Regions from separate parts of the Homo sapiens genome. Here region 1 is linked to region 2. The links are chromatin loops, found by intact Hi-C in ENCODE. Cell type or tissue: GM12878. All regions are shown on one strand. Links, peaks and the distances in the headings refer to the core of each region. The heading gives the core; the rest is flanking DNA.

The links. Hi-C counts contacts between places; a loop is a spot of excess contacts. Peaks named below come from ENCODE experiments on the same cell type or tissue, not always from the same donor. Only the 100,000 strongest peaks of a DNase experiment are listed, where the experiment ranks them.
Region 1: a loop joins it to region 2, with 6 times the contacts of the local background. A loop is called at or near these places in 11 of 110 quality-filtered maps.

Annotation. Positions count from the first base shown.
Region 1 is chr7:29,238,089-29,241,005 of GRCh38, reverse strand. All of the region lies in intron 1 of CHN2 (chimerin 2), which reads right to left. Among named protein-coding and RNA genes, the nearest start is that of CHN2-AS1, 31 kb to the right of the region's middle. In GM12878, for the core only: a CTCF peak has its summit at 1,170 (motif pointing left); no DNase peak of the experiment used is centred there.
Region 2 is chr7:29,407,372-29,410,288 of GRCh38, reverse strand. The region is part of intron 6 of CHN2 (chimerin 2); the gene reads right to left. Among named protein-coding and RNA genes, the nearest start is that of PRR15-DT, 150 kb to the left of the region's middle. In GM12878, for the core only: a CTCF peak has its summit at 1,335 (motif pointing right); a DNase peak (open chromatin) is centred at 1,378.

The sequences.
Region 1 (2,917 bases), core at 90-2,589, 170 kb after region 2:
GCTGAGGTGGGAGAATCACTTAAACCTGGCAGGTGGAGGTTGCAGTGAGCTGAGATTGCCTCACCGCACTCCAGGCTGGGTAACACAGTGAGACTAGAAGAAGAAAGAAGGAAGAAGAAGGAAGAAGGAAGAAGGAAGAAGAAAGAAGAAAGAAGAAGATGAAGACGAAGACGACGACGACGACGACGAAGAAGAAGAAGAAGAAGAGGAAGAAGAAGAAGAAAAAGAAGAAGAAAGAAAAAGTCCTGCAACACCACACCTTGTTTGACAGCCCTCCCACTCCCCACCGCCCCCCACCCTCATCTTTGGTCTGTGGCATTGCTGGCCTGTGGTTCTTTTCATGATGCTATGATTTGTTTCTTTTCATATTTGTCTCCTCCAAGAGGCTGTGAATCTCATAGGAGTAGATGGCATTTTATCTTTTTTCTGTACACACAGCACATAGTAAAATAACTGGTCCCTAGCAGGTATTCAATAAATAATTGTTGAAAAAATATATAGTTTCTTCTACCTGCCCAAGACTAGCTTTCTGCCTCAGACTGTCATTCAGCTATGATTTTGCAATCTTTTTCACCATCAAGCATTTAAGACAGATGTCAGATGTGCTGATTCAATAGCTCCTACCTGTCTCACCTAAGAGATGGAGTCAATACTCATTCTGCTTTTGAAGTGAGATACAACACTGGAGGGAAGGGGTGAAGGGGAAAGGGGACCAAATGCTCTTCAAATAGTTCCCGGGGAAGGCACCTCATCCTCCTTTTCAGATAAGCAGGTCCTTGGGGGCCAGGCTCAGGGGACAGTGTACCCCAAGAGCCTTCCTAGGGTGTGGTGGTTCATGGCCTCAGCCTGCACTAGGGAAGCCCAAGGTGGATACCTCAATTGGCTCCATCCAAGGGCCAAATGCCAAAGCCAGCCAGTCAGCCCATTCAGTGGGATCATCATTGGTAAAAGGGTGGCTGCCTGCGGGCTGGATCTGGCCCCAGATATATTTTGTTTGGCTCACAGGGTCTTGAAAAAATGTTTGAGTTAGTTGCCAATGTCTAAAAATTAGCAGATTATGCATTTTTTTAAAAAAATCTAGATTTCTAGCTTAACTAGAAGAACGGGCAACAATGGGTCCCTCTCCCTGATAGGAGCACTTTGTGGGAGGGGACCAGTGCTGCCCTCTTTAGGTGGGGCATGTGCTCTGCAGTTGCCCAAACTCCCCACCTCACTGAATTACTTCAACTCTCTGAGCACTATGCAGAGGAGTTTGCAACTCCCAGGCCAGGCTCAGCAAGAGAATCCAAGCACTGAGGCCAGGATATGTGATCTGGAGGAATCAGATCAGAATGTGGGAAGAAGCCCTGAACCAATGGGACAAGAGCTTTTTGTAAGAACTTTGAGACTTAGGCCAAGGTAGGGAGGTGATATGAAAGGTAGGGTTGAATGAAGGCTAGAATTAATGTGACAGATTTTTTAGAAAGTGTGAGAGTGGATGGCTTGTTGAGGGGTGTGTGTGTGTAAAATTTCATATCTCCAGCCAGCACATCTTTTCTGAATTCCAGATCTGTTTATCCAACTGCCTATTTGACACGTCTAATGGGCATATCAAACTGAACATGTCCCAGTGGAACTATAGATGATTTCCCCAAACCTGCTTCTCCTAACATCTTTTCCATCTCAGTTAATGGCACCTCTATTCATTCTTCAGTTGCTCAGGTCAACAACTTTAAGATTATTCCTGATTCCACATGCTCTCACCCCCATGTCCAGACAGTCAGCAAATCCTGTTCTAGCTCTACCTTCAAACCCCTCAAAATTCAAGCATATGTCACTCCCACTGCCATCACTCTGGCCTGAGCAATCATCTCCCTTTGAGATTATTGGAACAGTCCCCTAAATGCTGCACCTAATTCTGCCCATGCCTCCTGTAGTCCCTTCTCCATACAGAGGCCAGACCGATCATATGAAAATAAAAGTCAGGTCACATCATTGCCAGTTCAGCTGCTTCCAGTGATGTCCCATGCACTCAGAGTGACAGAGCCTCTGCTGTGACCTACACGATCTCCTAAGATCTATGAACCACCCTCTCCTCACACACGCCAACTTCCTTCTGACTACTGCCCCGCCTTGCTCATTTTCTCCAGCCACTCTGGCTCTCTTGCTGTTCTTTGAACACTCCAGGCATGTTCCCACCTCAGGGTCTTTGTCCTGGCTCTTCCCCTACCTAGTATGTTCTTTCCCCAGATATCCACTAACCAGTCCCCTCATTTAATTTAGGCTTTGCTAAAAGTCCCCACCTTGGGAAGGCCCTCCCTGATCATCCTATCTCAAATTCAGCCCTTCTTAATACTTTATATCCTCATATTTGCCCCATTTTTTCTTCCCTAAATTGTACCTATTTTTGTTGTTGTTGTAACTCTCAGCTAGAACATAAGCTCCTTAAAGACAATCCTCAATACATTTATGTGTCTTGTTAACTACCATACCCTCGGTGCCTAGAAGAATCCATGGCACATAGCTCATGATCAATATATGTTAAATAAATGAATAAATACATATTATTTCTATAAGCTATTTTTAAAGATCATACTTACATATGATCATTCCCCATGCAAAAGTATTTAATGGTCTGCCTGATGACATGAAATTAGGGGATAATACACATAACAGACCCGAAGTTTTAATTTCATAAAGAATATATATGGGCGGGTGCGGTGGCTCACGCCTGTAATCCCAGCACTTTGGGAGGCCAAGGCAGGCGGATCCTGAGGTCAGGAGATCAAGACCTTCCTGGCTAACACAGTGAAACCCCATCTTTACTAAAAATACAAAAATATTAGCCGGGCGTGGTGGCACACGCCTGTAGTCCCAGCTACTCGGGAGGCTGAGGCAGGCAAATCGCTTGAACCCGGGAGGTGGAGGTTGCAGCAAG
Region 2 (2,917 bases), core at 196-2,695:
TAAAAATGAAAGTAATCACCCTAAATCTACCAACACTGTTCCTACGATTAAGCCCAACTAAAATATAAACAAGACACTACCCTGTTTTAAACATTATAAAAATTTTCTTCCAGAATAAATTATTTAAAAGTCCCATGATTAAAAAGCCTCGATGAAATTAAAAACATTCAACAACCCCAGAGGGATCCCTAAAATTAAAACTCATATAGACTCAGCCTGTTGTCCCCCCACCGCCTAGTGAGAGCCACTGGGAAGAGCTCTGAGGTCGTGCTCAGGGCAGGCGCTTGGTGGGTCAGGTCCAGAAGAATGCCTCCTCATCATAGCCTGCCCAGTCCCCATAGGTGTACAGCAGTCCCAGGTGACAGCATCATTTACCTCCTGCAGTCAAAGGTGATAAAAGTGGTGGGACAATTCCTCTCAAACACCACTCTGGAGATGTCAAAATATAAACATCTTGAAAAGCTGGGCTCTTCATCAAACTGTGGCCCACCAATGTTTGGGGATCCCCAAGATCCCTTTAGAGAGTCCATGATGTCAAAACTGATTTTATTACAGTAATTGCCTTCTGTGATTGACATTGCAACTAACCTTTAAGAAACTACCACTTGTTGAATTGTGGTCTAGTATATATTTTAAAGCCCACATTTACCTGAAAAGGCTATAAGAACACTCCTCTTTTTTCCAACTACACATCTGTGTGAGGCCAGACTTCTTCCTATACTTCAAATAAAACAATATATCCCAGGTTGAATACAGGAGCAGATGTGAGAAGCCAGCTGTCTTCTTTTAAGCCAGACACTAAAGAGATTTACAAAAATGTAAAAACAATGCCAATATTCTCATCACTTTTTTATTTGGAAAACAGTGTTATTTTTCACAAAAATATGTTATTCATACTAACACATAATAGGTTTATTACTATTATGTTGAAAGAATTAATAAATATTTTAGATTTTTCTATTTTACTTTCTAATACCATAAATATCAAGATTTAACCCACATTAACAGAAGCTCTTTGGGGTCCTCAGTAACTTTAAAGAGTATAGAGGGGTCCTGAGGCCGAGAAGTTTGAGCACTTTTGGACTAGAATTAGATTCCTGGGATGATTTTTACAAGTCCTAGGCCCGCAGAGCTGCCCACGTGCTTATGCAGAGAAGGAGCACAGGCTACAGAACAGACACCCCAAGCCACTGTGTAGCCTGATCTGTGCTATAAAACTTGAGGAAAGTGGGATGACTCAATGGATTCATTGCTGAAAAATTTGTTCTTGCACATTTTCACATCCGTTAGGTTTGGTCCTTTGTGTCATCAGCATGTAACTCTCCTTTCAGCCACAAGATGGCACTATTTGCATAGAAAATACTTTCTCGGGAGCCGTGTCTCTAAATTAGCTGTTTCCTAGAGAGATTTTGGATGGGGACAAGGAGGGTTTGGCGTTTGGCCCATCATATCCCTCCATACGCTGAATGTATTAGGATGACTTTCCTCTTCCGTTCCTCTTTGAAAACACCGATATTGAGGAACTGGTAAAAAGAGATTCTTTCTAATATCCACCCAAAGAAACCACTAGCTGACCCCTGAGAGAGGGACTAACTTTTCCTTGCCCCTTCATTAAATTCTTTAATCCCACTTCAGTTAATTGTTTCCCATCATTTATATTTCAGGCAATAATCTCGGGAAAGGAGTCATGGAAAGGGAGCAAAGCCAAACCCTGAACCAGCACAGGTAACTGTAGCCACCAGAGTTAACTGTGTGAAGAATGTTTCCCCAGAGGACTTCTCACGTGTTGTGTAAAAGTAGAGAAAGAAGGCTAGGGTCTAATTTACAACATAAAAGAGCCTCAGGAATATAAGAGGCATGGGAAGAAGTGAGACAGGTGTCCTTGAAAGAAAATGCTCCAAAATGTCTGATCACCTTTACTCTCGTCTCCCCTTCCATCTAACCCAGGTTCTCAAGCCCTGCACTTGACAATCACCTGAGGAGCCAAAAAAGACCGACAGGTGCCTTTCACCAGTGAAGACTTTGATTCCATAGGCAGGTGGGGTCAAACATGGGCATTTTTAATATATATTTTTTAATTTAATTTATTTTTTTTTTTTGATACTGAGTCTCACTCCGCCGTCCAGGCTGGAGTGCAGTGGTGTGATCTGGGCTCACTACAACCTCCGCCTTCTGAGTTCGGGTGATTCTCCTGTCTCAGCCTCCAGAGTAGCTGGGATTACAGGCATGTGCCACAGTGCCTGGCTAATTTTTTTGTATTTTTAGTAGAGATGGGGTTTCACCATGTTGGCCAGGCTGGTCTTGAACTCCTGACCTCAAGTGATCCGCCAGCCTCTGCCACCCAAAGTGCTGGGATTACAGGCATGAGCCACCAAGCCCGGCCATGGGCATTTTTTTAAAAGCTCCCAGAGTGAGTCCAACCTTCAGTCAGTTTGAGAACCACCAAGCCAACCAAATCAGCAATTGCTCAGACTGAGTGATAAATCCCAAATCATTAGGGAATTCTGGTTTAAAACAATGCTTGGCAAAACCCAGTCTCATGAGCGGATGTAATCTAAGTTAAATCCATTCTCACTGCATCCTATCCCACCCCATTTTATGACTGCGTGCAAGGGCAGCAAGTCGGCTGGTCAGCATCATCAGGGTACCTGTCACCTACTATAATAGCTAAGTTATGCTCATCTTCATTTACCCTTGAATCCTGAGAAAAGACTGGGTATGTCAGTTACATGTTATTTCCAAAGAACCTCCTGCAGAGAAAATCTATAGGTTCTTTAGACCCTGTAATGCAAGTGATCTTTTCCAGCTCCATAATGCTTTCTGCATTAACAATTCAGGTTCTTTCTTTGGCAAATGAATGCACGCCTCTGCTTGGTGAAGGACAATGGGTAACACTATGTTTGAATCTACTGTCCTG